2 separate regions of the Homo sapiens genome follow, and region 1 is linked to region 2. Evidence: chromatin loops called from intact Hi-C (ENCODE). Cell type or tissue: chondrocyte. All regions are shown on one strand. Each heading gives the region's core, and the rest is flanking DNA. Links, peaks and the distances in the headings are about the cores only. Region 1 overlaps CPAMD8 (C3 and PZP like alpha-2-macroglobulin domain containing 8). Region 2 holds the start of NWD1 (NACHT and WD repeat domain containing 1).

Region 1 (9,863 bases), core at 4,276-6,775, 180 kb before region 2:
TGGGAGCTCAGATAACACTGTGGATGAGAGGGAGACCCCTAGACTCAGACATAGCTGAGCACAGCTCTGCACCCCAGATCCATAAAACTGGTCTGATGATTGTACCTACACCCGCTTCAGTGATTTCAAGGCTAAAACGAATAACGGTAGTCTCTAAAACTGTCATGGATGTCATTGTCCTCATAATTCTGGCTGTTCCCACCTCCCCACTGCCCTTCTCCTCCCCTACCCTGCACCTGTTATGGAGGGCCCAGGTCCCTAAGCCTCCATCCTCCAACACCCCCCAGATTGATGTCACCTACAATGTGCCTGACCCGGTGGCCAAGCCAGCTTTCCAGCTGCTCGTAAGCCTCCAGGAGCCTGAGGCCCAGGGACGCCCGCCCCCCATGCCTGCCTCCGCAGCTGAGGGTTCCCGAGGAGACTGGCCCCCAGCTGACGATGATGACCCAGCGGCCGATCAGCATCACCAGGAATACAAGGTGATGCTGGAGGTGTGCACCAGGTAAGGCCACCTGCCCTGCTGGCGTGGGCATCCCAGGAGGGTGCAATGTGCGGAGAGGATGGCCTCCTGGGACCAGGAGGAGCTTCCGGCTCCAGGCACTCAGTGGTGGTTTTTGTTTTGTTTTGTTTTTTTGAGACAGAGTCTCACCCTGTCGCCCAGGCTGGAGTGCAATGGTGCGATCTCGGCTCACTGCAACCTCTGCCTCCTGGGTTCAAATGGTTCTCCTGTCTCAGCCTCCCGAGTAGCTGGGACTACAGGTGCCCGCCATCATGCCCAACTAACTTTTTTGTCTTTTTAGTAGATACAGGGTTTCACCATGTTGGCCAGGCTGGTCTCGAACTCCTGACCTCGTGATCTGCCCGCCTCAGCCCCCCAAAGTGCTGGGATTACAGGTGTGAGCCACCTCGCCCAGCCAGTTTTTGAAATGAATGAAAGAAAAGCAAATGGACACAGAAGACTCCAGTATGGTCGGGGCGGGTGGGCTGGATGGGGACAGCGATGTGTGGCTGGGACACTGGTCCCTGCCCGATAACACCAGCACCAGACCCCTTGGTTTCCAAGAGTGAGCCTGGGACCCGGCCGCAGCGGGCCCTCACCCTAAGAAGATGTTTGTTGCCATGGTGATGGATGCTTGTCACCATGGCGACGATTGGTGGGTGAGTGGTTGCCATGACACTCGCAGCCCATCAGAGCCGCTACCCCGGTAACGGCTGCCCTGACCTTGACTCTCAGCCCGAATGTGTCCAAGTTCCCCATCTCAGAAAGTTCTGGAAATCAGAGTCCAGCTTGGTGCACTCCCCGCAGCTGCAAGCTCCACTCTGAATGTTGGCTTCCTCTTCCTTGTCCCCAACGCCCTATAGGAAGCGCCTGGCATATTGCAGGCTCCAGAGAGTGCCCAGTTACCTCCCTCCCCGCCCCACCATGTTACAGAAGGAGAAACTGAGGCCGGAGCTAGGGGGTTGATTTCCCAGAGTCTCCTGCAGGGTGGCAGTGTTGAAGCACCTGAGCTGTGGCTGCTCTGTGCAACCATGTCCAGAGTGGGGTCGCCAGCTGCTTCCCAGGCTGGGGACACAGAGTGAAGTCCAGGACAGAACACAATGCTTAGTCAAGAGACCTGGTCAGGCCTAGAGCCCTTGGCAAGGCCCTTTCCCTCTGGTCTCAGTGTCCCTGCTGTAAAATAGGTTGACTGAGTTGACCGAGCCAAGGATGTGTGTGCTGTTGGCCTGCCGGCCAGGCCCCAGGGCAGGCTTCCTGGGACATCAGCTGTGTGGGCTCCAGGGGGAGAGGGGACCTTGAATTCCACCTCTGGGCTTGAGCTCTAGGGCCTCTCTCTCTCCCCTGTTGTTGGAAGGTGGCTGCATGCAGGGTCTTCCAATATGGCTGTCCTGGAGGTGCCCCTGCTGTCAGGCTTCCGGGCAGACATCGAGAGCCTGGAGCAGGTGAGGCAGCGCCGGTGAGCAGCGGTGGGCAGGGATCTCTGAACAATAGGTAGGGCTTAGGCACCCAGGGTCAGGCTGGCTGGCAGTCCAGACCTTTGTAAAATGCTATGGGTATTCTTTTCTTCCCTCTCCCTCTCCCCCTCCCCCTTCCCCTCCCCCTCCCCTTTTACCCTGTTTCTCTTTCTTTTTTTTGACATAGTCTTGCTCTGTTGCCCAGGCTACAGTGTAATGATCTGATCTTGGCTCAAATTCCCAGTGGAGCCTTGAACTTCCAGGCTCAAGTAATCCTCCCACCTCAGCCTCCCGAGTAGCTGGGACTACAAGCATGCACTACCATGCCCTGCTAATTTTTGTATTTGTGGCAGAGACAGGGTTTCGCCATGTTGCCCAGGCTGGTCTCAAACTCCTGGGCTCAAGCAATCCTCCCGCCTCAGCCTCACAAAGTGCTGGGGTTACAGACATGAGCCACTATGCCCAGCCCCTTTTTTCCTCCCCTTTCTGGGCAAAAATGGCCCATCTGTCTACTGAGGAGTAGATGGGGTGAGGTGGGGGCTGCTCCAACAGGTGGATCTCCCATGCGGCCACTGTCACTATTATTATTATTATTATTATTTGAGATGGAGTTTTGCTCTTGTTGCCCAGGCTGTGCAATGGCACAATCTCAGCTCACTGCAACCTCCACCTCCCCGGTTCAAGCAATTCTCCTGCCTCAGTCTCCTAAGTAGCTGGGATTACAGGCATGCACCACCACGCCCAGCTAATTTTTTTGTATTGAGTAGAGATGGAGTTTCTCCATGTTGGTCAGGCTGGTCTCAAACTCCTGACCTCGGGTGATCAGCCCACCTCAGCCTTCCAAAGTGCTGGGATTACAGATGTGAGCCACAGCACCGGGCCCACTGTCACACTATTATAAATGCCACCTAGAACTTCAGCAAAGTTCCATGTGCTTTGGCCCTGGGTGGGGAGCCATGGGGTATTCTCAATCCACATTCTGCCGAGACCAGCTGTCACCCTCACAACCCTAAGACAGACCAGTGCCATGTCCCCATTTTGTACAGGAAGGAAGAGGGACATGGGGGTGGGGATTGCTGCCCGGCTCTGGCTGGGGGAGAAAGAGGACCAAGAAGCGAGGGTTTCAGGGACCAAAGGAGGTCTGCAGTGTGGGGAGGGTGGAACAGGAAAGCTGGGCCTATTGTCACCTCCCCTCCAAGGAGGCTGCACGGAGCACCAGGGGATGAGGATGTGGTCAATTCAGAGGCCTTGGAGTGGGTGTGGATTTTTTTAAATCAAAAACTGAAAAAAAAAAAAAAATCCCAGGCTGGGAGGGGAACTTGAACAGTGCAGCTGAGACACCAGCAGGCGGCAGGGCTCAGCCGGGCACCTCTTTGGCCACGGAGAAGCCTGACCTGGGCTTGGGGCTGGGTTGAGGGAGTGTATAGGGAGGCGAGGCAGGTGCTCCCAGCGGGGATAGCCATCCTTGAGCGTCCTCTCCTGGGTGCTGAGAGGCTGGCAGGGCCTGGGGAGCACTGACCAGCACCCAGACCCCAGCCCATGGTAACTTGTGGGCAAGTCCAAGCATCCCACTGACCACTGCCCCCAGGGGATGGGAGAGGAAGCAAGTAGAGAGTCTGAGGACCCTGACTTCTGGCTTCCTCTGCAGCTGCTCCTTGACAAGCACATGGGGATGAAGAGGTATGAAGTGGCTGGACGCCGAGTGCTCTTCTACTTTGATGAGGTACCACCAGCCGGGGTTGGTGGAGGAGGCTTCCCTGGTGTGCATGTTGGTGAGGGTGCACCGGTCACTGCCTGGTGTGGCTCCCTGCAAGTATCTTGTACCATAAAAAAGACACTGGGGCCGGGCATGGTGGCTCATGCCTGTAATCCCAGCACTTTGGGAAGCCGAGGTGGGAGGATCACTTGAGCTCAGGGGTTCGAGACCAGCCTGGGCAACATGGCGAGACCCCATCTTTACAAAAAATATAAAAAAGTGCCCAGGCCCTTTGGCTTACGCCTGCAATCCCATCACTTTGGGAGACTGAGGCAGGTGGATCACCTGAGATCAGGAGTTCAAGACCAGCCTGGCCAACATGACAGAACCCTGTCTCTACAAAAAACACAAAAATTAGCCAGGTGTGATGGCACGCTACTGTAATCCCAGCTATTTGGGAGGCTGAGGCAGGAGAGTCGTTTGAACCTGGGAGGCGGAGGTTGTGGTGACCTGAGATTGTGCCACTGCACTCCAGCTTGGGTGACAGAGCAAGACCTGCAAGACCTTGTCTAAAAAAAAACAAAAAAAAATAAGACACTGGGAGAATAAATTCCAGGCAGAGTTGGCCATGCTGACAGCTCTGTGCCCTCGGCTGATGGCAGTTGGTAGAAAAAGCAGGGAGGGGCCGCAGTGGATATTATCCATCTGTAGGAAGGAGCGAAGCATTGATCCATGCTACAGCATGGATGAACCTCAGAAACATGATGCTGAGTGAAAGAAGCCAGACACAAAAGGCCACAGAGTACATGATTCCATTGACATGAAATGCCCAGAACAGGCAAATCCGTAGAGTTGGAAAGATTTGTGGTTGCCAGGGGCTGGGGGAGTGGGGAGTGAGTGCTGATGGCGATGGGGTTTCTTTGGGGGAGAAAGAAACCGTTCTGTAACTAGACAGAGGTGATGATTGCACAGTATCGTGAATGTGCTGACTCCCACCCACACATGCTCAGCCATGCGTGCACACACACAAAAAGGAGTGGTGTTTCAGAGGCCACCTGAGACGTTTTCCCAGTGGGATGGAAGGACCCAAAGAATAAAAAATGGGACCGAGGCGGATCACTTGAGGGCAGGAGTTGGAGACCAGCCTGGCCAACATGGTGAAACTCCGTCTTGATCAAAAATACAAAAAATTAGCAGGGTGCGGTGGTGGGCGCCTGTTATCCCAGCTACTTGGGAGGCTGAGGCAGGAGAATCATTTGAACCCAGGAGGCCGAGCTTGCAGTGAGCCGAGATCACGCCACTGCACTCCAGCCTGGGCAACAGCGCGAGACTCTGTCTCAGGAAAAAAAAAAAAAAAGAAAAGTAAAAGAAAAAAAGAAAATGGGATCACGTTTCTTCTGTGTTTCACGCGTCCTGGGTATCCCTGAAATCAGCCAGTTCTGGGCCTGAGCTCAGCGCCCCGGGCCTCCTGGCCCGGGTCGAGCCTGCGCCCGCCGCTGCCCCACAGATCCCCAGCCGGTGCCTGACGTGCGTGCGGTTCCGTGCTCTCCGGGAGTGCGTGGTGGGCAGGACGTCGGCGCTGCCAGTCTCCGTGTACGACTACTACGAACCCGGTAGGCCCGCGCGCCCGCACCCCCGGCCCGGCCCGGTCCCTGACCCGTCGCGCCTGCACTTGGTCACCCGCCACCCTCGTCCCGTAGCCTTCGAGGCCACTCGCTTCTACAACGTCAGCACCCACAGCCCACTCGCCCGGGAACTGTGCGCCGGACCCGCGTGCAACGAAGTGGAGCGCGCCCCTGCCCGGGGCCCGGGTGAGTGCGCGGAGCCACTGCCGCCCCCCACCGCGGCCTGCCACACCCCGACTCCCACCCTCGGACGCCAGGGAGGGCTCCCCTGGGGGCTTGGCAGAGGAGGGGCCAACGTAAAGTCAGGAGAACGCAGCATAGAGGTGGGCGGGCGCTCTGCCTGTACGGGGGAGGCGGGGCTGGAGGAGCGGTCAGCGGGGAGGGGCGTGGCTGGGGGAGTGGTAAGTGCGGAAGGGAAGTGGCTGGGGAATGGTCAGTATACTGGGGGCAGGGCCGAGCCAGTGAGGGTGTGGTCACTGTGGTGGGGACTGGGCGCAATGGGTTGAGGGTGGTCAGTGTGGTGAGGGCGGGGTCGAGCGGCGAGGGGGAGGTGAGTGCGGAGGGTGCGGGGTTGAGGGCGGGTGTGTTCAGTGCGGGGGGCGGGGCCGAACGGGGTGGGTGTGGTCAGTGCGAAGGGGACGGGGTTGAGAGTGGATGTGGTTAGTGCTGAGGGGATGAGGTTGCGGTGGGTGTGGTCAGTGCGGGGGGCGGGGTCGAGGGTGGGTGCGGTCAGCGCTGAGGGGCGGGATTTGTGGTGGGTGTGGTCAGTGCGGAGGGGGCGGGGTTAAGAGTGGTCAGGACGGAGGGGGCGGGGTTGAGGGTAGGTGTGGTCACCGCGGAGGGGGCGGGGTTGAGGATAGGAGCGGTCAGTGCGGTGGGGGTGGGGTTGGGGTGGGTGTGGTCAGTGCGGAGGAGGCGCGGCAGGGGACGGGGCTGTTGTTGCAGGGCGGCCCAGACAGGACGCCCTGTCTCCTTTCTCTCCTACAACCGCTTTTTAAAAGTCTGTTTCTGTTTTTGTAAGTATTAGGCAAATACCTGCGTGAAATTCCATAAGGCCAGGGCTCAGGACCTCCCATTAACTGTCGCGCCCCAAGACCCACCGAGGGGGTAGTGGGCCCGGGACCCAGGGACATCTTCCCCACCCCCAGGTTCTGTGGGGGCGCGGGCAAGGTTCAGGGTGGGGGGTCTGTCGAGCCTGCCTCGTCCCCCAGGCTGGTTCCCCGGCGAGTCGGGCCCTGCCGTGGCCCCTGAGGAGGGGGCGGCGATCGCGCGATGCGGCTGCGACCACGACTGCGGCGCCCAGGGGAACCCGGTGTGCGGCTCCGACGGGGTGGTCTACGCCAGCGCCTGCCGCCTGCGGGAGGCCGCCTGCCGCCAGGCCGCGCCCCTGGAGCCCGCGCCTCCCAGCTGCTGCGCCCTCGGTGAGGACCCTACCCCCCGCCTAGCCTCGGGGACACCATCGCTGCTGCTCTGGGCCACGGATCTCCTCCCCTCGGCCCTTGGGTCCCCTCCCCGCCACGCCCTCCCGACCGAGGCCCCCTTCCTTCCAGAGCAGCGGCTGCCGGCCTCGTCGTCCTCCACCTACGGGGATGACCTGGCTTCTGTGGCCCCGGGGCCTTTACAGCAGGACGTGAAGCTGAATGGAGCCGGCCTTGAGGTGGAGGACTCAGACCCTGAGCCTGAAGGGGAGGCGGAGGACAGGTAACAGCTGGGCCCACCCCAGAGATAAGAGACATAGGCTCAATATCTCCCCACCTCCCTCCCCTACCAACCTCCCCCGACGACCTGCCCCGACTCCTCCGCCCCGCCCCGACCCCCCACTGGCAGTGGGAGTGACTCAGGGTCAGAGGCTCAGAGTTCCTGGGGACAAAGTGGGACATTCATCCTCCCTCCACCCTGGCCCACGCAACACCCACCAGCGAACAGCTGTGCGCGGGCGCACGCGCGCGTGTGTGTGTGTGTGTGTGTGTGTGCGTGCGCGCGCGCGCGCGCATACGGGTCAAGGATCCCTTATCCGAAATGCTGGGGGGACCAGCAGTGTTTCGGATTTCAGATTTTTTCACATTTCAGAATGCTTGCATTATATAGTTAGCTAAGGTTCAGCATCCCTAATCTAAAAATCTGAAATGCCCCAATGAGCATTGCCTTTGAGCACGTCAAGTCGCTGCTCAAAAAGACTTGGATTTTGGAACATTTCAGATTTAGGATTTTTGGACTAGGGAAGTTTTGCCTGTAGTTAACAGTGTGCGGTTTCCTCATGGGCAGATTTGTGTAATCTCAACCATAGTCAACAAACAGCCCATCTGCACAGGATCCTTCCAGCTGCTCTTCCATAACTTCATCTCTCCCCTCAACACCTGCAACCACTAAGCCATTTTCCCCCTACCCGTCTGTAATTTTGTTATTTTGAGAATGCCAGGTAAATGGAATCAGAGCGGATAATCTTTGGAGCATGATTCCCTTGCATTCACCTGTGTTGTTTCGTGTATCCATAGTTTATTCTTTTTTTAATCTGGGCTCACTGCAATCTCCGCCTCCTGGGTTCAAGCGATTCTCCTGTCTCAGCCTCCCCAGAAGCTGGGATTACAGGGGCCCGCCACCATGCCCGGCTAATTTTTTTTGTATTTTTAGTAGAGGTGGGGTTTCACCATGTTGGCCAGGCTGGTCTTGAACTCTTGACCTCAGGTGATCCACCCGCGTTGGCCTCCCAAAGCGCTGGTATTGCAGGCATGAGCCACCATGCCAGGCCTATTCTTTTATTTTTCAAACGAGGTCTCACTGTGTTGCCCAGGCTGGAGTGTAGTGGCGTGGTCATGGCTCACTGCAGCCTTGACCTCCTGAGCTCAAGTGATCCTCTTGCCTCAGCCTCCTGAGTAGCTGGGACCACAGGCACACACTACCACCACGCCCAGCTAGTGTGTGTGTGTGTGTGTGTGTGTGTGTGTGTGTGTGTGTTGTAGAGATGGGGTCTCTGTATGTTGCCCAAGCTGGAGTGCCATGGCTGTTCATAGACATGATCATTGTGCACTGCAGCCTCAAATTCCTGGGCTCAAGTGATCCTCCCATCTCAGTCTCCCAAAGCTTTGGGATTACAGGCGTGAGCCACTGTGCCCGGCCTGGAGTTTGTTCTTTTGTATTGCTGGGTAGTGTGCTATGGGTAGCTTTTCGATTTGGTTGGTGGTCTGACACAAGCTACTCCCCTCTTACCGCACATGGACACCCAGAGCCCATCACTGTGGTCCACTGGAAGGGGAAAGGAGGCAGAGTTGTACAGTGCCAGGCCTGGGCCATGTGTCCCCCATCCAGTTGGGGTTCTGCCATCTAAATGAGGAGGTGGCAGCTGGCCTGAGCCCCGTGGAGTTGGGTTCAGGAAAGGGGTGTGGGGTCCCATCCCGAAGTCCTGGCGGCCCCATAGGAATCTTTCTCCTCTCCTGGCCAGTCAGAGCGGCTTCTCTTCCTAACGGCTGCCCTGCTGAGAGCAGGACGACACCATCTGGCTGCATCCTGTCCCTATCAGCCTGTGACTCTGTATGGTGGGTGGGCAGACCTCAGCCCAGGTGACACCTGCCTCTAAATGAACCCAAGGAACAGAATGACAGAGATCTGCCCGTCCCTAGGATGAGACTCTTGGGACCCAGGTGTGGGCTCAGCAGTCACCGGTGTGGTGCAGGGGGGACAGCTGGAGGTCCCTTGGGAGATCCCCCACCTTCCTAGCTACAGCTGGAGCTCCAAGCACCCCAACCCCCCAGCCTTGGAGCTGGGCATCATTTTCCTGGGGCCACGGCAGCTCCCACAGCCTGACATTCTGTTCCCGGGAGAAGAAACATTCCCAGAAAGCACTCGTGTGGCCAAAAGCCTCTTTCTGAGCAAACACGATGTGGACTAAATTAGCAAAACATCCAGCCGGTGGGCAACTTCAAAACGGAACAGGCTGCGTTTCTCTGAAACACAAAGCCCCGGCCTCCCTTTGGGGCACCCAGGACCCCAAATTGCCCTAAGACTGTCCCAGCTCTCGCACCCTCTGCCTTCGCCCCCCGGGGACCTCGGGCTCACATCACAAGGCCCTGCGGGGAAGCAGATGGCTCTCAGCAAATGCACTTTCAGCTTCCGGCTGCCGGGGCTGGGTGACCCCGGTGCTTCCTCACCGTGAGTTCCTGATGTCCTCGTGCCCAGAGGACCAGCCCACTCCCAGGGCCCCCAGGCCCAGAACCTGCCTGCCTTGGGGGGCCCTACCAGCTGCCTGCCACCAGTACCAGCAGACTTTGATTCCCCTTTGTGACCCCTGGCACCTGCTTATGTCTGCATTTGCCCATCTTCTCCGGGGTGGTATTTATTTCAGCCAACACCGCTCAGCCCTGATCTCTGCCAGCACGGAGGCCCCTCGCTGCCTGTGAGATCAAGGTCTGAGGCTGCCCTGGCCGGTGGGTTCCCCACCCCTGGCACCCTACAAGCGACAGGCCCTGTGGCTCCTTCCTCAGCCCGAGGCCCCGTGCCCACTTGCTGTAGAGGATGTTGTAAGATAAAACCTCATCTCCAGGGTCACAGCCGGGCCTCGGCCTCCTGTGAGCAGCGGGAACCTGGAAAGCAGC
Region 2 (9,863 bases), core at 4,814-7,313:
GAGGTCAGGAGATCGAGACCATCCTGGCTAACACGGTGAAACCCCGTCTCTACTAAAAATACAAAAAATTAGCCGGGCATGTGGCGGACACCTGTAGTCCCAGCTACTCAGGAGGCTGAGGCAGGAGAATGGTGTGAACCTGGGAGGCAGAGCTTGCAGTAACTGAGATCACGCCACTGCACTCCAGCCTAGTGACAGAGCGAGACTCCGTCTCAAAAAAAAAAAAGTCTCCCTAGACATTGCAATGTCCCCTAGGGGGCAGAATTCCCCTTACTCGAGAACCCCCTAGTCTAATGCATTTAGCTTATTTCAACCTCAGGGCCTTTGCACGTCCTGTACTTTAGTGCTCTATGCTGCATCTGTTCATGTTGTTCACATTTTAGCTTCAATGCTACCTCCTCCTGAGAGGCTGTCTCTGACCATCCCATTGCGTAGTGACCCCTTAAGTCACTCCCAATGCCATCGCCTTATTTTAATTTTCTGCATGGTACTCACCAACAGCTGATATGTTTCTACATGTTATTGTTTGTCTGTCCCACGAGAAAGTGAATTCCATGAGCCCAAGGATCTTGTCTGGTAAGGCTGGCGTGCCTGGCACATAGTAGGTGCTCAGTAAATTATCATCACAACAGCTTCCTCCACAACTGTTTCTCTTTCTGGACTTCTGTTTGTTGCTGAAGAAGACAGCTGAGCAGGACTGGGCTTCCCCAGTAAGGACAGAGGCCCTTTGCAGTGTCAGCGTTCTGGCTGTCCTGGGGGCTCCAGCCTCTCTTTAGCCTTTGCTGGTAGTTGAACGACCAATTTAGACTCCTCTGGGGAAATAGGTTAGAGAGGACAGTTTCCTGGCCTCGGCGCCACCCGGAAGACAAGCCCCTGGCTATCCTAGTAACTTTCGTCTTAGGTATTTTATGGGTCTCTCCTTGCCCAATTCTCCCAGCAACTGGGATAATGAAAGCGATTGTTTGCACTAGGGCACCAGCTTAGCCGGGCATTCAGCCCAGACTTAGTGGTTAACTATTGTGTGCCAGGCTGATACGGCTCCTCGTAAAAGATGCCATTTGCTGACAGTCTAGGAGGTGCAGTTGGTTGGCATTTGGCATTAGCAGTCCACATTATTACCCCAAGAGACAGACATTATGATCCTGTTTCACAGATGAAGAAAACAAGATGCAGAAAGGTGAAGTCCCTTGCCTGTGACGCTTCACTACTCTGCACTTGAATTTTCTCACTAACTTCCTGTGTTGGTGAGACAATGAAAAGCATTTATATAGAGAGTGAGACTAACACTACACCTACATCACAGGAAGGGCCCGTGAGATGTTAGCCATGATTAATTACCATTAAAACTCCAAGACCGGGCACGGTGGCTCATGCCTGTAATCCCAGCACTTTGGGAGGCCGAGGCAGGCGGATCACCTGAGGTCAGGCATTCAAGACCAGACTGGCCAATATGGTGAGACCCCTATCTCTACTAAAAATAGAAAAATTAGCTGGGCGTGGTGACGCATGCCTGTAATCCCAGCTACTTGGGAGGCTGAGGCACAAGAATTGTTTGAACCTGGGAGTTGGAGGTTGCAATGAGCCGAGATCCTGCCACTGCACTGCAGCCTGGGCGACAGAGCAAGACTTTGTCTCAAAAACTCACAAATCACCCGGGCATGGTGGCTCACGCTAGTAATCCCAGCACTTTGGGAGGCCAAGGCAGGCAGATCACGAGGTCAGGAGATCAAGACCATCCTGGCTAACACGGTGAAACCCCGTCTCTACAAAAAAAACAAAACAAAACAAAACAAAAAATTAGCTGGGCGTGGTGGTTTGCACCTGTAGTCCCAGCTACTCAGGAAGCTGAGGCAGGAGAATGGCATGAACCCGGGAGGTGGAGCTTGCAGTGAGCCGAGATCGCACCACTGCACTCCAGCCTGGGTGACAGAGCGAGACTTTGTCTCAAAAACTCACAAGTCACCCAGGCATGGTGGCTCACGCCAGTAATCCCAGCACTTTGGGAGGCCAAGGCAGGCAGATCACGAGGTCAGGAGATCAAGACCATCCTGGCTAACATGGTGAAACCCTGTCTCTACATAAAAAACAAAAAACAAAAAACAAAAAATTAGCTGGGCGTGGTGGTTTGCACCTGTAGTCCCAGCTACTCAGGAAGCTGAGGCAGGAGAATGGCATGAACCTGGGAGGTGGAGCTTGCAGTGAGCCGAGATTGCGCCACTGCACTCCAGCCTGGGCGACAGAGCAAGCCTCCATCTCAAAGAAAAAGTAATAATAATAGTGTTACTATATTTTCAGGGATAGAAGTTTCAGATACTTGGTCAGGCGCGGTGGCTCATGCCTGTAATCCCAGCACTTTGGGAGGCCGAGGTGGGCAAATCACCTGAGGTCAGGAATTTGAGACCAGCTTGGCCAATATGGTGAGACCCCATCTCTACTAAAAACAAAAATTAGCCAGGCATGGTGGCAGGTGCCTGTAATCCCAGCTACTTGGGAGGCTGAGGCAGGAGGATCACTTAAACCTGGGAGGCAGAGGTTGCAGTGAGCAGAGATTACGCCATTGCACTCCAGCCTGGACGACAGAGCCACACTACACTCCATCTCACAAAAAAAAAAAAAAAAGAAGTTTCAGGTGCTGCCAGGCACAGTGGCATGCTCCTGTAGTCCCAGCTACTGGGGAAGCCAAGGTGGGAGGATCACTCAAGGCCAGGAGTTCAAGACCAGCCTGGGCAACATAGTGAGACCCTCATCTCTACAACAACAACAATAACAAAAAATTAGCTGGGCGTGGTGGTGTGTGCCTGTAGTCCCAACTACTCGGGAGGTTGAGGTGGGAGGATTACTTGAGCCCAGAAAGTCAAGGCTGCAGTGAGATATGATTGCCTCACTGCACTCTAGCCTGGGCAACAGAGCAAAACCCTGTCTCTTTAAAACAAAAAAAGAAAAAGAAAAGAAAAGAAGTTTTAGGGGCTGAAATTTTAGGAAACATACTGTCTCCAATACTCCAAGCAATCTGGGGGCTTCAATTTACTATCCCAGTTCATTGATGATGAAAACAGGCTTCCAGACCAACGTGATGAAACCCTGTCTCTACTAAAAATACAAAAATTAGCTGGGCGTGGTGGTGAGCACCTGTAATCCCAGCTACTCGAGAGGCTGAGGCAGGAGAATCGCATGAACCCGGAAGGCGGAGGTTGCAGTGAGCCGAGATCACGCCATTGCACTCCAGCCTGGGTGACAAAGTGAGACTGCGTTTAAAAAAAAAAAGAAGAAGAAAGAAAATAGGCTTCAAAGAAGTTAAACAATTTCCCAAGTTTCCTTGGCAAGGAAGTGAGCTAACAGCCAAATTCGGATATGATTCCAAAACTCCACAGTTATTGGCTAAACTGGAATCTACAGATATTAAAAAATTATTGGCAAAGTTTTTGCAGTGTGACAATGGTATTGCGGTGAGGTTTTTGTTTTTATTTTTGTTTTTGTTTTCGAGACAGTTTTGCTCTTGTCATCCAGGCTGGAGTGCAATGGCATGATCTTGGCTTACTGCAACCTCCGCCTCCCACGTTCAAGCAATTCTCCTGTCTCACCCTCCCGAGTAGCTGGGATTAGAGGCACCTGCCACCACACCTGGCTAATATTTTGTATTTTTAGTAGAGACGGGGTTTCACCATGTTGTCCAGGCTGGTCTGGAACTCCTGACCTCAGGTGATGCACCCGCCTCGGCCTCCCAAAGTGCTGGGATTACAGGCATGAGCCACCATGCCCAGACTGGTTAGGCTTTTAAAGAGTCTGGGCCAGGTGCAGTGCCTCATGCCTGTTATCCCAGCAGTTTGGGAGGCCAAGGCAGGAGGATCACTTAAGCTCAGGAGTTCAAGACCAGACTGGCCAACATATTGAGACTCCATTTTTACAAAAAATTAAAAAATTAACTAGACATGGTGCATGTGCCAGTGGTCCCTGCTACTCTGAGGTGGAAGGATCACTTGAACCTGGGAAGTTGAGGCTGCAATGAGTCGTGATCACGCCACTGTGCTCCAGCTTGGGCAACAGAGTGAGACCCTGTCTCAAAAAAAAAAAAAAAAGAGTGTGTATGTTTTAGAGACATATAACAAAATATTTATGGAATGATAAGATAGCTGAGATTTGCTTCAAAATAATACCTGACAGGAAGGCAAATGGGATGGGGGCGGGGTTGGCGAGGTTGAGTAGGGGGTGATGGTGGTTAGGGTGGGCTGCGGTTCATTATACTATTCTGCCTACTTTAGTGAGTGTTTTAAATTCCCTATCAGAATATGCTTCAATTTTGTACTCTTAAAAAATAGTGGCTGGGGCCGGGCACACTCCCAGCACTTTGGGAGGCCCAGGCGGGATGATCACTTGAGGCCCAGAGTTTGAGACCAGCCTGGCCAACATGGTGAAATCCCATCTCTACTAAAAATACAAAAAAAAAAAAAAATTAGCCAGGCGTGGTGGTGCATGCCTGTAATCCCAGCTACTTGGGAGGCAGAAGCAGGAGAATTGCTCGAACCCAGGAGGCGGAAGTTGCAGTGAGCTGAGATCACACCACTGCACTCCAGCCTGGGGGACAGAGCAAGACTGTCTCAAAAAAAAAAAAAAATAGTGGCTGGGAATGTTGGCTGACGCCTGTAATCCCAGCATTTTGGGAGGCTGAGGCAGGTGGATTGCTTGAGCCCAGGAGTTCGAGACCAGCCTGGACAATATAGTGAGATCCCATATCTACAAAAAATAAAAATTCACCAGACTTGGTGGTGCATGCCTGTAGTCCCAGCTACTGGGCAGGCTGAGGTGGGAGGATCACTTGAGCCCAAGAGGTTGAGGCTGCAGTGAGCTATGACTGCACCACTGCACTCCAGCCTGGGTGACAGAGCAAGACCCTGTTTTAAAAAAAAAAAAAAAAATCGTGATTATCCTTATGCATTGAGTAACCACGAGCCCAGGGCTAGGGGATTTCTGTGTAGTCAACCTTAGAACCAACACAGGGGTTAGGAGTGCCAAGCTCACCCCTACAGTCAAAAATCTGCATGTAACTTTTGACTGCATGTAACACCTACTATTGACCAAAAGCCTTATTGATGACATAAATGGTCGATGAACACTGATTTTCTACATTCTATGTATTATATACTGTATTCTTGCAATAAGTAAGCTAGAGAAAAGCAAATGTCACTAAAAAAATTCTGGTGTTTTGTTTTTGTTTTGTTTTTTGTTTGTTTGTTTCATTATTTGAGATGGAGTCTCACTCTGTTGCCCAGGCTGGAGTGCAGTGGCATGACCTCAACTCACTGCAACCTCTGCCTCCTGGGTTCAAGCGATTCTCCTGCCTCAGCCTCTGAGTAGCTGGGATTACAGGCGCCCACCACCACGCCTGGCTAATTTTTGTATTTTTAGTAGAGGCAGGGTTTTGCCATGTTGGCTAGGCTGGTCTTGAACTCCTGGCCTCAGGTGATCCACCCGTCTTGGCCTCTAAAGTGCTGGGATTACAGGAGTGAGCCACTGTGCCCGTCCAAACTTCAAAGGAAGAGAAAACATATTTACTATGGATGAAGTGGAAGTGGATCATCACAAAAGTGTTCATCCTTGTCGTCTTCACCTTGAGCAGGCTAAGGAGAAGGAGAAGGAGGAAGAACAGAAGGAGGGCTTGGTCTTGCTGTCTCAGGGGTGGCAGGGGTGGAAAAAAATCCACGCCTGAGTACATCCGTACAGTTCAAACTCGTGTTGTTCAAGGGTCAACTGCACTTCCTTCGTCATCCCTGCGTGGCTAACATTATAATACCCACTTTGCAGAAGAGGAATCTAAGCTGGAAGATGTTAACAAACCCAATTAAACTGACTAAGGAGTCCTGGCTGAGCATGAGTGGGGAAGCAGCGCCCCCTCGAGGCCATCACGCGAATGACCAGAAGCAGCTTGAACCCAGGGCAGAGTCAGAGGAGAGGCTGCGGAGAGGCGCTGGACAGGGAGCAACATTGGGGGAGAGCGGTAAAAAGAGAAAAAAGCAACAAAGATAAAGAATATTTTTTCCAATTTTTTTATTGTGTCCAAATAATACATAATATTTAAATACTTTTTTTTTTTTTTTTGAGACGGAGTTTGGCTCTTGTTGCCCAGGCTGGAGTGCAATGGCGCAATCTGGGCTCACTGCAAACTCCGCCTCCCGGGTTCAAGCGATGCTCCTGCGTCAGCTTCCCGAGTAGCTGGTATTATGGGCACCCGCCACCACACCTGGCTAATTTTGTTTTTTTTTGTTGTTGTTTGTTTGTTTTTTGTTTTTTTTTATAGTAGAGACGGGGTTTCACCATGTTGCTCAGGCTGGTCTCGAACTCCTGACTTGAAGTGATCCACCCGCCTCAGCCTCCCAAAGTGCTGGGATTACAGGCATGATCCACCACACTCGGCCTTAAATACATTTTTTTAAATTATTACTATTTTTAGAGACAGGGTCTCACTCTGTCACCCAGGCTGGAGTGCAGTAGCATAGCCTTGTTCACTGCAACCTTGAACTCTTGGGCTCAAGCAACCTTCCCACCTCAGCCTCCAGAGTAGTTAGGACTGCAGGTGCACGCCACCTGCCTGGCTAATTTTTTTATTTTTTTTATTTTTATTTTTTTTTTTCGTAGAGATGGGGATCTCGATATGTTGTCCAGGCTGGTCTTGAACTCCTGGCCTTAAGCGATCTTCCTACCCCGGCCTCCCAAAGTGCTGGGACTACAGGCGTGAGCCACTGCACCTAGTGATTATTTTAAAAAATTAAAATTACTGGGCCGGGCACGGTGGCTCACGCCTGTAATCCCAGCACTTTGGGAGGCCAAGGCGGGGAGATCATGAGGCCAGCAGATTGAGACCATCCTGGCTAACAAGGCGAAACCCCATCTGTACTAAAAATACAAAAAAAAAAAAAAATTAGCCAGGTGTGGTGGCAGGCACCTGTAGTTCCAGCTACTCAGGAGGCTGAGGCAGGAGAATGACGTGAACCTGGAAGGCAGAGCTTGCAGTGAGCCAAGATCATGTCACTGGACTCCAGCCTGGGCGACAGAGCGAGACTGCGTCTCAAAGAAAAAAAAATTAAAATTAATGCAGAAACTACACAATGAATAAAATATCAAGATTTATTTATTTATTTTAATTTTTTTGACACAGGCTCTCCTTCTGTCACCCATGCTTGACTGCAGCAGCGTGAACACAGCTCACTGCTTCCTGGGGTCAAGTGATCCTCCTGCCTCAGCCTCCATACTAGCTGGCACTACAGGTGCACACCACCACACCTGACTAATTTTTAAATTTTTTGAGGAGGTGGGATCTCACTATGTTGTCCACGCTGGTCTGGAACTCCTGGCCTGAAGGGATCCTCCCACCTCAGCTTCCCAAAGTTCTGGGATTACGGGCATGAGCCACTCAGTCTGGTCTATTTGTTAATTTACTTATTTAGAGACCAGGTCTCCCTCCATCACCAGGCTGCAGTTTAATGGCACAATTACAGTTCACTGCAGCCTCGAACTTCTTGGCTCAAGTGATCCTCCTACCTCAGCCTCTCAAGTAGCCAGGATAGGCACGAGCCACTACACTCAGCCCTAAGACAGGTATTTTTTTATACTTAATTTATTATTGTGGCTTTTTGCAACATGGCAAAACATTACAGCTTAAAGCAGACATCATCTCCTTATAGAGGAGGAAAAAGTTTTGCAGTCAAATCAAATTGTAATTAAGAGGTCATTGCTATACCATTCTATTCAGTTTAATAAAAATGATATTATAACTTCATGAACTCCAGAGATAATAGGTTACTTAATAACATAGGCAAAAAACCAGAGGATACACTGGTTGAATAATAAAGGACATGGTAAGGAATATAGGTCCATCTATGCCTATGATAATAAACATAAAAGACTGCAGAACAATTTAAGAACTTAGAATAATCACAGATCTATTCATAAAAGTTCAAAATGTGCCTGATTACCGAAAAGGAATTATTAAGGTATGCAGTGAAGGGAATGGAGCAGGGCTGGGCGCGGTGGCTCATGCCTGAAATCCCAGCACTTTGGGAGGCAGAGGTGGGTGGATCACCTGAGGTCAGGAGTTCGAGAACAGCCTGACCAACACGGTGAAACCCTGTCTCTACTAAAACTACAAAAATTAGCCGGGTGTATTGGCATGCACCTGTAATCTCAGCTACTCAGGAGGCTGAGGCACGAGAATCGCTTGAGCCTGGGAGGCAGAGGTTTCAGTGAGTCGAGATCACACCACTGCACTCCAGCCTGGGTGACAGACCGAGACTCCAGCTTAAAAAAAAAAAAAAAAAAAGGAAATGAAAATGAAGCGGAATAAAATATAAAATGTCTTTTTATTTCTCTCTGATTTCAACTTCCTTTTTATCTGTATGTTGTATAGGGAGAAGATGTGCCTCAGTATTGAAGATCCAATGCTCCAGTGGAAGAAGATTGTCATCAGAAAATATCAGGTACAGGCCGGGTGTGGTGGCTCACGCTTGTAATCCCAGCACTTTGGGAGGCTGAGGCGAGTGGATCATGAGGTCAGGAGTTCAAGACCAGCCTGGCCAACATAGTGAAACCCCGTCTCTACTAAAAATACAAAAAATTAGCTGGGCGCAGTGGCGGGCGCCTATAATCCTAGCTACTCAGGAGGCTGAGACAGGAGAATTGCTTGAACCTGGGAGGTGGAGGTTGCAGCGAGCCGAGATCGTGCCACTGCACACCTGCCTGGGCGACAGTGCAAGACTCTGTCTCAAAAAAAAAAAAAAGAAAAGAAAAAAGAAAGAAAGAAAACATTGGGAACAAATACAACAGGAGGTCTCACTTTTGCACAGTGAGCCATATTCTTCTTGGGATCACAGACTACATGAGACCCTCAATAAAAGCTTTGGACCTCCTCCTACCAAATAACACGTGCACACAATTTTGCCTACACTCTTACAGGATGCACGGAACCTCTAATTCCGGTCCTTGGATTTTCTAGCAGCCAATGATGCCCAAGCTAAGAGGCCTCAAGTCAGCCAAATACTCTGAGATTCAACCATGTAAGAAACTAAGTATCAGCTGGGCGCGGTGGCTCACGTCTGTAATCCCAGCACTTTGAGAGGCTGCAGCAGGCAGATCACCTGAGGTCAGGAGTTCGAGACCAGCCTGGCCAACATGATGAAACCCTGTCTCTACTAAAAATACAAAAAACTAGCCGGGTGCAGTGGCTCACGCCTGTAATCCCAGCACTTTGGTAGGCCAAGGTAGGCGGATCACGAGGTCGAGAGATTGAGACCATCCTGGCCAACATGGTGAAACCCTGTCTCTACTAAAAATACAAAACTTAGCTGGGCGTGGTGGTGCACACCTGTAGTCCCAGCTACTCAGGAGGCTGAGACAGGGGAATTGCTTGAATCTGTGAGGCAGAGGTTGCAGTGAGCCAAGATTTGCCTGTAATCACAGATACTTGGGAGGCTGAGGCAGGAGAATCACTTGAAACCTGGAGGCAGAGGTTGCAGTGAGCCAAGATCACGCCACTGCACTCCAGCCTGGGCAACAGAACAAGACTCTGTCTCAAAAAAAGGAAAGGAAGGGAAGAGAAGGGGAGGGGAAGGGAGGGGAGGGGAGGGAAAGGGAGAAAGAGAAGGAAGGAAGGAAAAAGAAAAATAGAGAAAGAAAGAGAGAGAGAAAGAAAGAAAAAGAAAGAAAGAAAGAAGGAAAGAAAGAAAGAAAAAAGAAAGAAAGAAAGAAAAAGAAAGGAAGAAAGAAGGAAAGAAAGAAAAAAGAAAGAAAGAAAGAAAGAAAGAAAAGAGAATAACACCTAATTGGCTTCTCCTTGACTCTGGGCTGGACTTAGTGACTTGAATAAAGCAATGTGA

What was found. A loop is a pair of places that touch in the nucleus more often than their neighbours do. Peaks named below come from ENCODE experiments on the same cell type or tissue, not always from the same donor. Only the 100,000 strongest peaks of a DNase experiment are listed, where the experiment ranks them.
Region 1: it touches region 2 in a loop (5-fold over the local background); 12 of 110 quality-filtered maps call a loop at or near these places.

Annotation. Positions count from the first base shown.
Region 1 is chr19:16,893,288-16,903,150 of GRCh38, reverse strand. CPAMD8 (C3 and PZP like alpha-2-macroglobulin domain containing 8) reads left to right here. Exons shown (of 42, transcript NM_015692.5): 35 at 288-502; 36 at 1,854-1,941; 37 at 3,602-3,676; 38 at 5,157-5,262; 39 at 5,350-5,460; 40 at 6,486-6,695; 41 at 6,825-6,975; 42 at 9,812-9,863. Among named protein-coding and RNA genes, the nearest start is that of F2RL3, 9.2 kb to the right of the region's middle. RefSeq lists silencers at 5,366-5,885, 5,956-6,175, 6,226-6,305 and enhancers at 8,687-8,736, 8,837-8,936, 9,587-9,726. In chondrocyte, for the core only: no CTCF peak of the experiment used is centred there; DNase peaks (open chromatin) are centred at 5,732 and 6,614.
Region 2 is chr19:16,710,926-16,720,788 of GRCh38, reverse strand. It overlaps NWD1 (NACHT and WD repeat domain containing 1), which reads right to left and starts at 942. Exons shown (of 19, transcript NM_001007525.5): 1 at 496-942. In chondrocyte, for the core only: CTCF peaks have their summits at 5,665 and 5,896 (motif pointing left); no DNase peak of the experiment used is centred there.